2 separate regions of the Mus musculus genome follow, and region 1 is linked to region 2. The links are chromatin contacts, found by Hi-C or POLR2A ChIA-PET in ENCODE. All regions are on one chromosome and are shown on one strand. Each heading gives the region's core, a stretch centred on a gene start or an enhancer-like site at or near the end of the contact. The rest is flanking DNA. Distances are from core to core; before and after follow the strand shown. Region 1 holds the start of Efnb2 (ephrin B2). Region 2 holds the start of Gm31135 (a long non-coding RNA gene).

Region 1 (6,091 bases), core at 2,248-4,747, 170 kb after region 2:
AAAAAAAAAAACCAGACATAAATTAATACTGGAAGGAAATATTCAAGGGTGTAATTTCTTTTAGAATCCTCTGCCAGTGTAGAGTTGCTAAGCCCAAGTGAAACTACTACCCATCAAAACCACAACAAGCAGGCACCGCTTTATTCCGGCTAAGACACTACAGTGGGGAGGGGGTTCTACTGAAATGTTAATTAGAAATGGTTGCCAGGCTTTGCAACTCTTTCCAGAACTTAAAAATAGTTGAAAAGTGACCTAAACAGCGCCCACATCTTCAGATACAATGTGACTAATCTGACAGGGCAGCCACATAATCTTTGAGTACACAGAACTTCTGATTATTACATAAACTCTCCAGGATGGGATGGCAGGCAATGTGATTAAAGTAGTTATGGAGACTCCAGTTTACAAAGGATTCTCTGGGCTCTACAAGCAAGCAGCTGCTGCATGCTCCCTGTGTCGACCACCTGCTAAAAAGGCTGACCCCAGAATGAAACAAATCTAATTACCAATGCCTGTTTCATGACAAGTGACTTGTTCATGCAAAGTAAGGTAAAGCTTCCAAGCGTCTGGCTACCTACCTGCCACATTTTACCTACAGAAACTTTTCTCTGAAAAAGTGAACAAGGGAGGCGATGCCAGGCACTAAAAACTAAAAGGCTCTTTTGTGTTACTCTTCCGAGGAAGAAGTCTTTCTGATCTCACAGACAGCATTCAGCCACAGGCTTTCCAAAGACTTCCAGCCATCCTCAAGAAAATTCTAAGACATTTTATTGTGGAGGCCAGGGAGTAATCACACAACTGCACGGTACAGGGAGGCCTGCTCCTCCAAAACCCAGGGCCCTAGCAGCTCTCTATACATCTGTGGCCACAGCTCGGAAAACTATCCTGTTGAAGATCAAATCCCTCCCTAACATAACAGGTTTCAAATCAAAGACATGATTCTCCAAGTGCTACGTGCACTTGGTGGCAGTGCTGTTTAAACAAATCAGTATTTCTAATCCTTCCGTCTGCACACCCAAGTATAGTGGTCACTATGAACAGAAAAGATGGTTATGTTACTCAGAAGGGGTTTAATGGGAATTTCTTTAAATTAGACTTAAATATAAATATTAAATCTAGGCAGTGGGGGGGGGGGGGGAGACTCGGCCTCCCCAAAAGAGGCTGTGAGTGAAAGTGCAAAGTGGAGAGAGGGAGGCAGCCCAGGGAAGGGATGGGGGGATGGGCGCGCTCATAGCTAGCATTCGGCAGGGAAGGGTGACCTCTGTAGGCACCGCGAGCGTCAGCAGCAGCTACCACCAGGGCCCCAGTCCGAATGGCAAAGGCTGCAGCGCTCAGATCCCAGCCAGGCGCCTTCGGGCACCACCAGGTGCCTGTAGATCCCGTGTGGATGCAAAGATACCACGCCAGGAGAGCAAATGCAACACCTTGCTTTAAAAAACAAAACAAAACGAAAAAATTCTTTAACAGATCAAGACTACGTTAGAGGGGGGCCGCAGTAAGTTTAAAACAAGGGCCTCCTGGCAGCAGGCAAAAAAAAAAAAAATGTTTTGAGTCATTTACAACTATAGATTTTTTTGCCCTTTCGAAGGGAAACGTGTTTGGTCAATTATGTTGCTGAATTTGAAATTTACCACTTTCAAGAGAGTAGGTACAATTCTTTGCTTATGTGGTAATTTCAAAAACAATTCGTTCACCTCTACTCTGAAGCCGTGCACCGCACGCTCAACTCCAATTAGGCCATTGATTTTGCTTCTAATCTGAAAGGTCTGACTCCAACCAGGAGCCAGCCGCGTCTCCACGCTCTCCTAGGGCTGAGTCCAGAATTCCGCACAGCACTTTCTGGCGGTGGTTGGGAAATGAGGTAAGAAGCAGCACCCAGGCACGGTTACTGGGGCCATGGCTGCGTATTCCAAGGGATGGCTAGCATTTTCGAAACAAGGAGCGCACTCAGGGAGACCAGACCTGAAAGTTAGTCTCAGGCCTGGTTTTCTCCCGACTGTGCGCTTTGCTAAAAGCAAGTCTGACTCCCGATTCCCCAAGTGCAAAGGCTGCAGCGTTGACTGGGTAGGGCCCTGAAGGCGTCGTTAAAATTAAGCCACCTAAGTGGACCGCGCCGCACTGGACCTAGACCACCAGTTCCGACGCGAAGGGAGAGGCCGACATGCAGAGAGCTCGCCGCCTGAGCTCTCTGGCTGAGCCATCGAGCTCCCCGCGCACATTCGGGCTAGCAAGAAGGCGCCGAGGTATCCCGGCTCAGGGACGCCCCGGGCCCAGCTCCCTTCCTCTAAGGGACGCTCCACCACCCCAGACTCTCAGTTCTTGTCGCCTTCTCGCTGGGCCCCGGCCCGTGGCTCCCGCGCTCCTCGCAAGCGCAGCATCTCTCGGAGCCCGCCAATGTGTGTCTGTAGCCCCGTTAGTGGCAACGTCCTCCGTCCTCGAAAAAGAAAGGAGGCCGGGTAGCGCCATCAGACACCTTACCGGGCATGCCACCAAGTCGCCAGGGCTTTGGGACTCCTAGAGCACTTGAGGTTGGAGCCTAATTAGAGTACCCTTGGAACCCGCGCTCTCAAGATCAACCGGTCCCCACCTAGAGAAATGTGGAAGGGTGGGGGATAGGGGACAGGAGCCCCAGGTTCTAGAAACAGGGTCCAAGGCCTCCTCCCGCCCGGACCATACAGCGTACCCCGGGCGCCGGCCGAGGGCACCGCGGAAGAGAGAAGGCTCGTGGACACCACTTACTTGGAGTTCGAGGAATTCCAGTAGATAGGCTCTAAAACTATCGATCTGGAGATCGCAGTTCTGCACAAAACCATCAAAAGTCCCCAACAGTACTTCCACACAGAGTCCCTCCTGGACCGGGCCATGGCCATGCCCAAGCCGCTCCCAGTTCTGCGCACTCCGGGACGCGTTGGGACCGGCCGCGGGCAGCGACCCCCAATCCTCCGGGGCGGACACGCCGCGCCGCTCCCGCGGTCGCCGAGGCCAGGTGCGCTCACCCTGCGCGTCCCTCAGCGCGCGGGGTGGGGTCGAACGCGCGGGGCGCGGCGGCTCGGCGGACTCGGGGCTCCGGGGCGCTGCGCCGGACGCAGCTGGGACAGTCGGCTCCCGTGCGGCTCCAGGGTGCCGGGCCAGCCGCGGAGGGCGGGCGCGGCGAGGGCACTGGGCCGGGACAAAGGCCCGCAGCGGAGAGACGAGTCGGTGTGAGGCGGCGGGTGCTGCTCCCCGAGAGGGGCCGCCTGACTATAGATCCAGGACAGCGGGCAGTGGCCCGGGCAAGCGAGCGCCGCGTCGGCGCGGTTCCATGTCCTGGAGCGCAGAGATAAAGGGCGCCTCCTGAATCCTCGCAACTCGCGGCCACTAAGCAGTCAGGAGAGCACTGGAACCCCCGCAGGCGTCTGACGCGCGCGGGCCTTTGTGTGCGGGGAGGGCGCCAGGACCCGCTCTGCGCGCAGCTCCGCGATCCGACCGGTGCCTCTGTCCCCGCCGCGGAGAGTCAGCGCGCCGGGCGCGCTGTCAGAGCACTATAAACGCGGGGCCCCGCCCAGTCAAACGCAGCCCATTGGCTCGCCGCGCCGCGAGCGCGCGCTGATTGGGCAGCATTCCCGTCAGTCTGCCGCCCCCTACCCGACACTGGGCACCCAGAGGTAGGGCGCCCCTGACAGGTGAGCCCCGCCCCCAGGACGAGCCCCGCTGGGCGCCGGGCACAGGGTTGGTCGCCTCTTAGCCACTCGCACCAGCAGGGTCACCTCGCCCGGCAAGTGCCTGTGCTGGCGAGTGCCCTCGCTAGGATAGGGCGAGACGTGGTGGACGCAGCGTTCCGCCTTGTGGCGCTCGCTCCCTGCCGCCCCTCGCGCGTATGGCGCCCTGGTACTTGGCGGATCCCTCTGAGCCATTAACTGAGGGCCTTCTAACTTGATTCTGGCACCAAGTGTTCCGGCCCGGTCCGACGCAACTCAAATCAGACTCTCACGAGGCTGAGAGCCTTAGCAGCCCACCGGCAGTGCGAGCCAGTCTGCCGCCCTTCCCGACCCCGAGACCCAACTCCGTGCGCCCGCTCCCTTTCCGGTCCTCTCCCCGCAAGAACAGCGCCTCCAAAGCTCCACTACCAACGTCTGGGAGGACTTTTCTTCACTAGCTCCCGGGACACCCCGCGACCCCACAGTGGCCAGGAAGTTAGGTGTGACCCGGACAACTATCAGTCAGAGAAGTGGCAGTTGTGATACTCGGTTGCTTGCCCAAGACCGATTTTGAAAAACTGAACCACGGCTGTGACTTCTACGGATCCACAGCGCCCACTAGCGCCCACTTTTGCCTCTCCGTACTTCAGAACAAGCCTACCGGTTACAGGATCAAATCTTAAGGATCCAGATATTCCCAAGTCGAAAACCACTTGCTTAAGATGCCCGTTATCAGAGAGAACAAAGTAGGTGGAAGGCACAGTCCCATGTACAGCCCATGGCCCAGCAAAAATTAACCACGTCTCTTCTTACAATGCTGTCCATCAATACCAGAACTTCTTCAAATGGAACTAAGCAGTTTCCACACCGATATCTTTAAAAACAAGCCCCATGATTTAGTTACTAACTACTCCCAACACCCCCCCCGCCCCCTTCATCCTTCTTTAAAACAAATTTCGAGCTTTAAAAAGTGTTGACTTTCAAAAACCTTAATGTAAGTTAGTGTATACTGCAACTACGAATTGGTTTGGAAAAACTCGTTTAAGACCAAAACACAATGTATTGAACACACCAAAATACAGCTTTAAGAAACCCTTTTCTGTAATTACTATTTTTAACTATGCCTGCAATATGATTGTGGGTGGGGAGATGGGATTCACGCTAGGTTAAACAAGGGTTACACACACACACACACACACACACACACACACACACACACACACACACACACACACAGAGTAATGTTTAACTTCCTGACTGAAAAAACTGACAGGAGCTGCTATTTGACCTTTACTGGAGAAGAGGAAAAAAGGGCACTTGTTTTAACCCAGCTTCTAAAAATACCATTTTCAGTAAGCCAGATACCCTAACACTCAAGGCATTTTACTTTGGGGACAACGTAAATATACTTTAAAAAAAATCAAAAATAATCCTGTGTGACTTCTAAAGGGGACATGGAGTCAGTAACTGCACACATATCATTTTGGTCCTCAACTGTTTATCCAGTCATTTAGGAAATTAAAACATAACCTCAAGCCATTTATATTTAACATTACATTTGTCATTATCCCAGGCAAATACAAAAGAGAACCATAGAAGAAATCCTAAAGCACGGCCACAGCAAGCATGCTGCAGTGTCTCTGAGAAGAGCTTCGTTTCACAACTAAATCCTTGGATGCTTTGAAAACAGGACACAACTCTATGCCAAATGACAACAAAATCTGAGGAAGTCGCTGGTTCCTAAAGCTAAGGATGCTTCTCAGTCAATAGACTTGGGAATTTTAAAAGTACAATGTATTACAAAATATAAATGATTTCTTACAGAGTGGCAGCAAAGCTGAAATTTCACAAAGAACAATCTATTAGCCAGCAAAAATGTACGACACACCAGGCTTCTAAGCCAATGCTAACCAGTTTGGTCCTCAGACTGTTCTGCAACTTGACCACACTAACAGCTCCAAATCGTTCATTTGCAGGGAAAGCGCGATCACATTCTTTAGGAACGGGTTGCAGTCAACTGGCTCTCGTTCAACCTTTTCCTTTATGTATTAATGGAAAAACAGTATGCTTCAAATGCAGTAATGGTACTATATTTGTTTACTGTCACCAGCATAGGTAGTAGAAAATGAAGCCTTTTTCCTAATGTGAACTGAGAGGTCTAGAGGCCCACCCAACAACCTGTGTGAGGTATTGTGGTGGGCAAATCCAAGTAGGTAACTGGCCTTCCTCTAAACAAAGTCTCTGCTCTAGGAACTGATTACGTACTTGGATAGGAACATGCAAAGTCAAATGCCATTGCTTGTAAGCTACAAATGGAACCACTGAGGGCAATACCTAGGTTAAAGGGAGAGCTCCATGCTATAAAAGGCCCAAGAGAACTTAGAGCCAACCAGTCCCAAGTTTAAGTCCTTATC
Region 2 (6,789 bases), core at 3,496-5,995:
CAGATTTTAAAGACCAATGCTAAGTCGGCACTAAGACATATGACTGGAAAGTCTACCTGCCCGAATCCAAAAGCTCTAGGTTCAGTGAGAAATCACATGCATGTTTATCTACACATACACACACCATGTGCATACACACATGGGCACAGAGGCCATATTCATGTACATACAGATGTACAAATGCATATGTATTCCCTTATGCACACATGTGCATGTACGTACACACATCACAAGCAACACAAAGCAGCACATAACACTACATGCATGTATATATGTATATATATATATATATATATATATATATACATACATACACACACACTACATATATGCACTATACACTTACATAAGCCATACATGCACAGAAAACACTCCCATCCCCCTACAGCACACACGTGCACAAAAGCACATAGTTATCCTCTGTTGCACAGCAAGGTCAAGGACAGCTTGGCATGCATGGGGCTTTGTCTTAAAATAAAATACTAAAGTAAAAGAAAATAATTTGATTGGTTGTACATCTCAATGAACTTCGGCCTTCAGATACAGCTTGTAAAGTCTGTTTAGCCACCCAAACTGTGAGAAAGGCTTTGCTATGATATTTACAAACTCTGATTTTATAAAAACTAAATAAGCCAAACCCAACAAAAAAAAAGTCTGCACAATTTACCTAAGACTTTCCGATGGCTGCAAGAAGAGTGTGTTAACTGAAACTCCCCGGTGGAGCAACAGCCGCCGCCAGCAGCTCAGAGCCTCCGTTTTAATTGAATTCTCGGAGAGAGCATCACCACAGAGTGCAAAAGGCTTTGTCACTCGGAGCTCCAAGCTGCTCCAGCATCATTAGCATGCCATTACTGTCTGGTAAAACAGTGACTTTGACCCTGTCCTCTAACTAAGCCTTATTCATACTACACAAAGGCAGTGAAACTGGCTTGTAGCTTGCTTTCAAGGAACTCTGTGAACAGATAAAAGGCAGGATACAGCAACGACTTTTTTACTTTTATTTGTGTATTTGTGTATGTGTGTGTGTCTGTGTGTGTGTGTGTGTGTCTGTGTGTGTGTGTGTGTCTGTGTGTGTGTGTGTGTGTCTGTGTGTGTGTGTGTGTGTGTACTGTACTAGCAGTGCCACACAGTTCATATGTGGAAGTCAGGGGACAGCTTTGTGGAGAAAGTTCTCGGATCAAACTGAAATGGCCAGACTTCCACAACAACTGCCTTTACCTGCTAAGCCATCTCACCGGCCTGCTGTTTGTTTTAGAGTTTTTCCTTTTGTTTTTAATACAATACTTGATAACTAGGTATTTTTATCAGACTCCAACTTAAGATATTACTTGTAAAACTAGTATTATACATGCTATGTATTTTAAAGGCAGGAGTGAAGTTTTGTGCGAAGAGAGTTTGGATGTGCACAAAAACCATGTTGGTTTTTGACGAAAACAATAGATAATTATGAGAGTTCTGTAGAACTATGAATGATAACTGCTCCCACCAAAGCTGCTTTGCTGTAAGACATAGAAGCCAAGCCCCACCCCCACCCTGCCTGAGTCCTGCAGGCCAGGAGGAGCAACCCGGAATGAGGCTGAGGGAAATGCCCTGCTGCCCAAAACTGGTTAACTGTAATTCCTTCATAAAGACTTACACTTGGTCAAAAAGGCTGCCAAGAGATGGGAACTGTTTTATTTTGTTTTACTTGTTTGCTTTGTTTTGTTGTCATTTTCACCTAAACTCTGCATTTTAAAGAAATAATAAAAAGAGAAGTAATTAAAAGACTAACTAATCAGAGACTTCAGATCCAAAGACTGTACCCTTTGAAAGTTTTAATCATTGGCTTGAGAAAGCCCATTCCTAGATGTTACTTATTTTGGCAGTTGCTGGGGATTTGAGTCGGGGTCTCCCCAACCTTGTTGCCTACAATTTAGAGAGTAGGGTTTTCACTCAAAGGCATGCAAGTCTCGTGGGTTGGCCATTGAAACAATGCTGAGACAGAAGTTTTCTGCGTCCCCTATCACTGCCACGTTCCTCAGAGCTCCTTGGGCCAGATTTAATACTTACTTTGTGACTCTATCAGGTGCAAGAGAACAGATATTATCCACAGCAAGGAAGTTATCACCCATACCAAGCACATGAATTTACCTTGTTAGCAAGCGTGATGTGTGTTCTAATGTTACTATACTGCTCTGTACCTATAGACCATCAAGTTAATACAGTCACAAACGACTCACCGGAGCATGCACAGAGTGCATGATGTGCAAAGCATGAAAGGAAGACGATTTTGCACGTCTGTACTCAAACAACTTTTGGTCTGGTTTCTCCAAAGAGAAGATATGGAAAGAAACCAAAGTGGTAAGGAGCAGCACACAGTTTGGGGGGAAAAAATAAAATGTGGTAAAACTGTGTTCATTTCACTAAGAGAGTATGGTCACATTAATTAAGATTTGAGTCTAATGTAGGTTTTTCTTCTTCACATAATTTTTAAATGTGATCTACATCTTATCAACCTTGGCATCAAATACAAATCAATAAAATGTGGCAACGTTAGAATGTTATCAGTGATCGTGGACCCAGTTTCTGAGGAAATGTGACTTAAATGGAAAGTATTTAAAATGGCTAAATAGAAACACTGGTCAAAAAAATATGTGGGATAACGCATAATACAAAACAAAGAATCACATTTTAACCTCCATATGGTTCCCTAAGGTGTGAAAATCAAGGCCCAAATTTCAAACACTGTCTAAAAATTCATTTATAGAGGCTTAAATGGTAACAGACTTTTAGGTTTTAAAAAATTCTCATTCTAGGGGGAAGAGGAAAAAAGCCAGCAGCATTTTTCACATACGCCCCTGTTGCCGTGGAACAGAGCCTGCCAGGTAAAATTAATTGTGTCATTGTATTATTTTCTAATTAAAATGGGAACAAACAAGTAAGATAAAAGCCAAAAATAAGTGAGAGAAATCTGGACCGTTAATTGTTTCTGGCTCCAACTAATTTTTAAATGTCTCAGGTTAAGAAACGAGCACACGTTTAATTCTGACAAAACCATATTTCCTAGCCAGACATCAGAGCTCATGGCTGCAATCCCAGAACTCTGGAGGTGGAGACAGGAGGGTTTCCACAACTTGAAGCCAGCCAGCCTGGGCTACTTTGTAGTGGTTTTCAGACCAGCCTGTGACTCTGTGTAAGATCTTGTCTCAAACACACACACACACACACACACACACACACACACACACACACACCACTTTCTCTGCTAGTCACCAAATTAACATTCCAAGCACTGGGAGAAGAATTTGAACCAAATTTTTGGAAGCAGACAGGAAATGCTAATTTTAAAAGCTATTTATTAACATAAACTTTAATCCCAACACTTGGGAGGAGAGGCAGGTGGATCTCTGAGTTCCAGGCTAGCCTGGTCTACAGAGTGAGTTAGTTCCAAGATAGCCAGGGCAATACAGAGAAAAACTCTTGACTTGAAAATGGATCGTCTATTTTAAATAACAGGGGGACTTTTGACCTGTAATGCTGTTTTTGTCAGCTCATTGAATAATTCCTGATTGATTATCCTTTTTTTTTTTTTTTTAATTCCCTGAAGGAGTACTGCTTCCCCCAAGTAGCTGAGACTGGTTTAATAAACACTTGCAGTGTGAATGTGGGTGAGCTTTTCTATTGATGCTTTAACTTCACTTCAGGTTAATCAGCCCACGTCACTAGCGCAAACATACTTGAAACACTAAAATGAGAATGGACCTGACAGGCCCGTGACGTGTACACAATGATTTTACAATTGCTACTTAAAACTAAGTTCCTTTGGTCAGGGTCATACTTTAGATATGTTACCTATATTGTTAGGTTCCACAAAAGAACACAGGGCTCATAGCAACAGGGGCAGAATAAATGTCTCCATGAGATTCCAAGGGCATTAGTCACTTGATAGCTTGTGTGGTGCACAACAAAGCCGGGGCCAGCTAAGTCCTTTCGGATACACAGAAGGAAGGGCTCAGACAAAAGGCTGAGGCTGCCGCCTGATATCCAAGAGCAAATGACAACTCTTAAAACTCTCCCTGCTCTGAACTGCTCAAGAAAATATGAAAGTAATTTTCAAAGAGCATGGCTTGACGCTTCTCTCCTAAAAGAAAATCCTCCCCAGAGTCTCTGATTAAAGAAGGGCGTAATCACTCTTTCTGATTCACTCTGATTTCACCTCAAAGGGGACCCGAGGTTTCTTTATACCAAGTTGACTCTTACTTCAAACCAAAGGCAGAAGAGAGGGAAAAAAAAGTCAAGTCAGTTTGAGCAGCCTCTCCCAAAAAGCTCAGAACGTCAGGTTATTTATAGGTGTTAAACTGAACCTTTAAACACAGAAATTGCCAGCCTCTATCTGACGCAGCGTGTAAGACAAGGACACAGGTCTTGTGCAACTCTGAGGTGGGTTAAATAACTCAGACACAAAATTTATGTGCCTCGTGCCATCACGGCTTCTGACCCAATGCTGTATAGTCTGTAGTGAACGTGAGTGGCGCGCACATGTGTGTGTGTGTGTGTGTGTGTGTGTGTGTGTGTGTGTGAATGAATGTGTGATATGTTGTATGTAAAGAGTCCAAGGCAAGAATCAGTATCCTGTCCTGCCCATAGATGCACAAGCACCCAGCATCCAGAGGGTAAGGTAGTGTGTTCCTTGATGAGCGCTCTGGGAACAAGCCCAGCCTGGAAAGGGTTGAGAGCATAGGGCTGCCAGGCCAGCTCACACTCCCGAGCCAGTGAGCCTGTCCAACTAATCGGCCGGGTTTGTTTGCACAGCTTTGCTGGAGCGTTTGCAGGGATGCACCCCCAGCTCCCCGCAGAGCCTGAGAGAGAGTGGCCAGCCAAGATACCAGCGGGACCAGGATTCACCTGCATGCCCAGATACGGGCAGAAAAAACATAGCACAGTTTGTCCAAACAGCCCTGGGCGCTGCAGGATGGCTGTCCCCGAGGTCTTCCCCCAGCTTTGCTGCCAGGGGACACCAGCCAGGTTTATCTAAGGGCTGAGATACACTCTTTGAAATTCGCAGTCAGGCAGGCCTGCTGTGACCCAGGGAGGGACTTCTAGAGCTCCCCCGGGGAGCCAAGCTCTACCTGGAAACGCTTGGCAGACACATTCAATGAGGTTCCCACAGCCCACAGCCTTAGTCAGCACCTGGTCGGTGGAGTGACTCAGAAATTGGGAGCGAGGAGGGGCTTCAGGTTTTCTGAACCCACTGTCACGTACGTCACGTGATTAACCAAAGCATGAGCCTGCTCAGAACCACAGGCAGGAGCCATCTGCCTTTGTCTTGCCTTTGTTATCTTACAGAACCAGCACGGGGAGGAACAGCCTTTGACTTTCCAGATTCCCCCACCACCATCACCAACCCCCACCTCCAGCAGCAGGCTGGGTGATAACGTTTTTGATTAAGCTCTTGCACACATCAGCAAAGCCTAATTATGAAAGATCTAATAATATATCGCCGTGTTTCTCTGACAACCACGGGCGTCTCCTCTCAGCATCCTCCGAGCTATTGGAAAGGGGAGCAGACACTGACACCTCGCACTAACTGCACAGGGAGAGGGCCAGGCCTAGAACCTTCTGCACAGGACGATTGGGGTCTTTCTGCAACACCCATCTCCTGCAAGGGCAAACTTGGCTATACACAAAAAGGGATTTGTTTGATTTTGTTTTTTAAGTCGGGGGTGTGGGGTGGGGAATTAAGCGTTGTTTGGCAATTAAAATAAGTGGAATGAAGAATCATCTCATTAGCATTCCTCCAGTGGCAAAGGATGTTCAAACCTTGCGACCCTGGCGGTAAGATGCCTCACACTGCCGCTGCTTTATGTATAGCTAAAAATACATTCGGTGACACTTTAACCGGCAAGAGAAAGCACTCCGTTTCTCTATACATATGGAAATAAGCTCTCTCCGGAGACACCTGGAACAATGGCGGCAAAATCTATATCAAAAGAGACGCAGCCTCTGCACAGCTTTCCTTTGTGCCCAGAATGCTTGTGGCAGCCCTGAGTTCATGGATTTCTACCGTGGTGCAATTTAAAACAAATGATGCTTGCTTACCTCCAACCCCCACCTCCCTGCAGGCAGCTTGCCTGCGTGTGCAGGCAGTATACCAGGGGGTCCTTCACAGAGGAATTTGCCACATACACTTGACACTTGATCAAAGCAGGGGCATTTGTCTCCCTGAAACAAAACTGCAAACACCAAAGGCCCTGGCCCCATGATGCTCCTGGGTCTTCCTGCACAGCCTTTGTGACCACGGTTCAATTTTGTCCTCTGACAATCCTTCAAATTACACTTTCCAGGAAAAGAAAATAAAAAATCATGAGTTTTTTTTTTTTTCTGCAGAATTATGAGGGCATCCAGGAGACTAGTCTCATCTACTAAGTTCCAGGACAGTGGCAAAGAGGAGACTCTAGCCTCCCTAGACCTCTGGCTTGTAAGAGAATCCCTACCCGCTTGTCTCCTGTCTCCAATACCACCGGCCTGGTGACTTCTGGGTCCTGAAAACAACAGATTTGGCTACAGCTGGAGGACGTTTTCCCACTCTGGTGTCCAGCTGTGGACGTCATTCTGTGACCACGTAGCCAGGCTCTCTTTCATTTTATGAAGGTCGTGTGTCTTTTCATTTCCTCCCCTGATTCCCAGTCCTGAGGCTGGCTGCGTGGGCTGGTGGCAAAGGCCTTGCCTAGCAAGAACAAGGCCTGGCTTCCATCCTCAATATGGAGAAAGGGAAGAGGGAGGAGAGAGTCCTAGTGCAGCTCTTACATT

The links. A loop is a pair of places that touch in the nucleus more often than their neighbours do. ChIA-PET counts read pairs that join two places held with the same protein, here RNA polymerase II (POLR2A).
Region 1: a map of heart shows a loop between it and region 2 (3-fold over the local background). The contact joins the promoter of Efnb2 here to the enhancer-like site in region 2. A Hi-C loop is called at or near these places in 6 of 37 maps with a recorded cell type or tissue (gastrocnemius, heart and mouse embryonic stem cell). POLR2A ChIA-PET finds 5 or more read pairs at or near these places in 2 of 5 experiments (Patski and embryonic stem cell).

Annotation. Positions count from the first base shown.
Region 1 is chr8:8,657,745-8,663,835 of GRCm38, forward strand. It overlaps Efnb2 (ephrin B2), which reads right to left and starts at 3,498. Exons shown (of 5, transcript NM_010111.6): 1 at 2,740-3,498. The coding sequence starts at 2,870.
Region 2 is chr8:8,483,951-8,490,739 of GRCm38, forward strand. It overlaps Gm31135 (a long non-coding RNA gene), which reads right to left and starts at 778. Exons shown (of 4, transcript XR_870125.1): 1 at 668-778. RefSeq lists an enhancer at 4,104-6,789. Within about 2 kb of position 4,746, at least 1 of the 3 ENCODE cell types and tissues checked has a DNase peak (open chromatin) inside an H3K27ac peak, as active enhancers do; it is heart, where a contact is called at or near this core.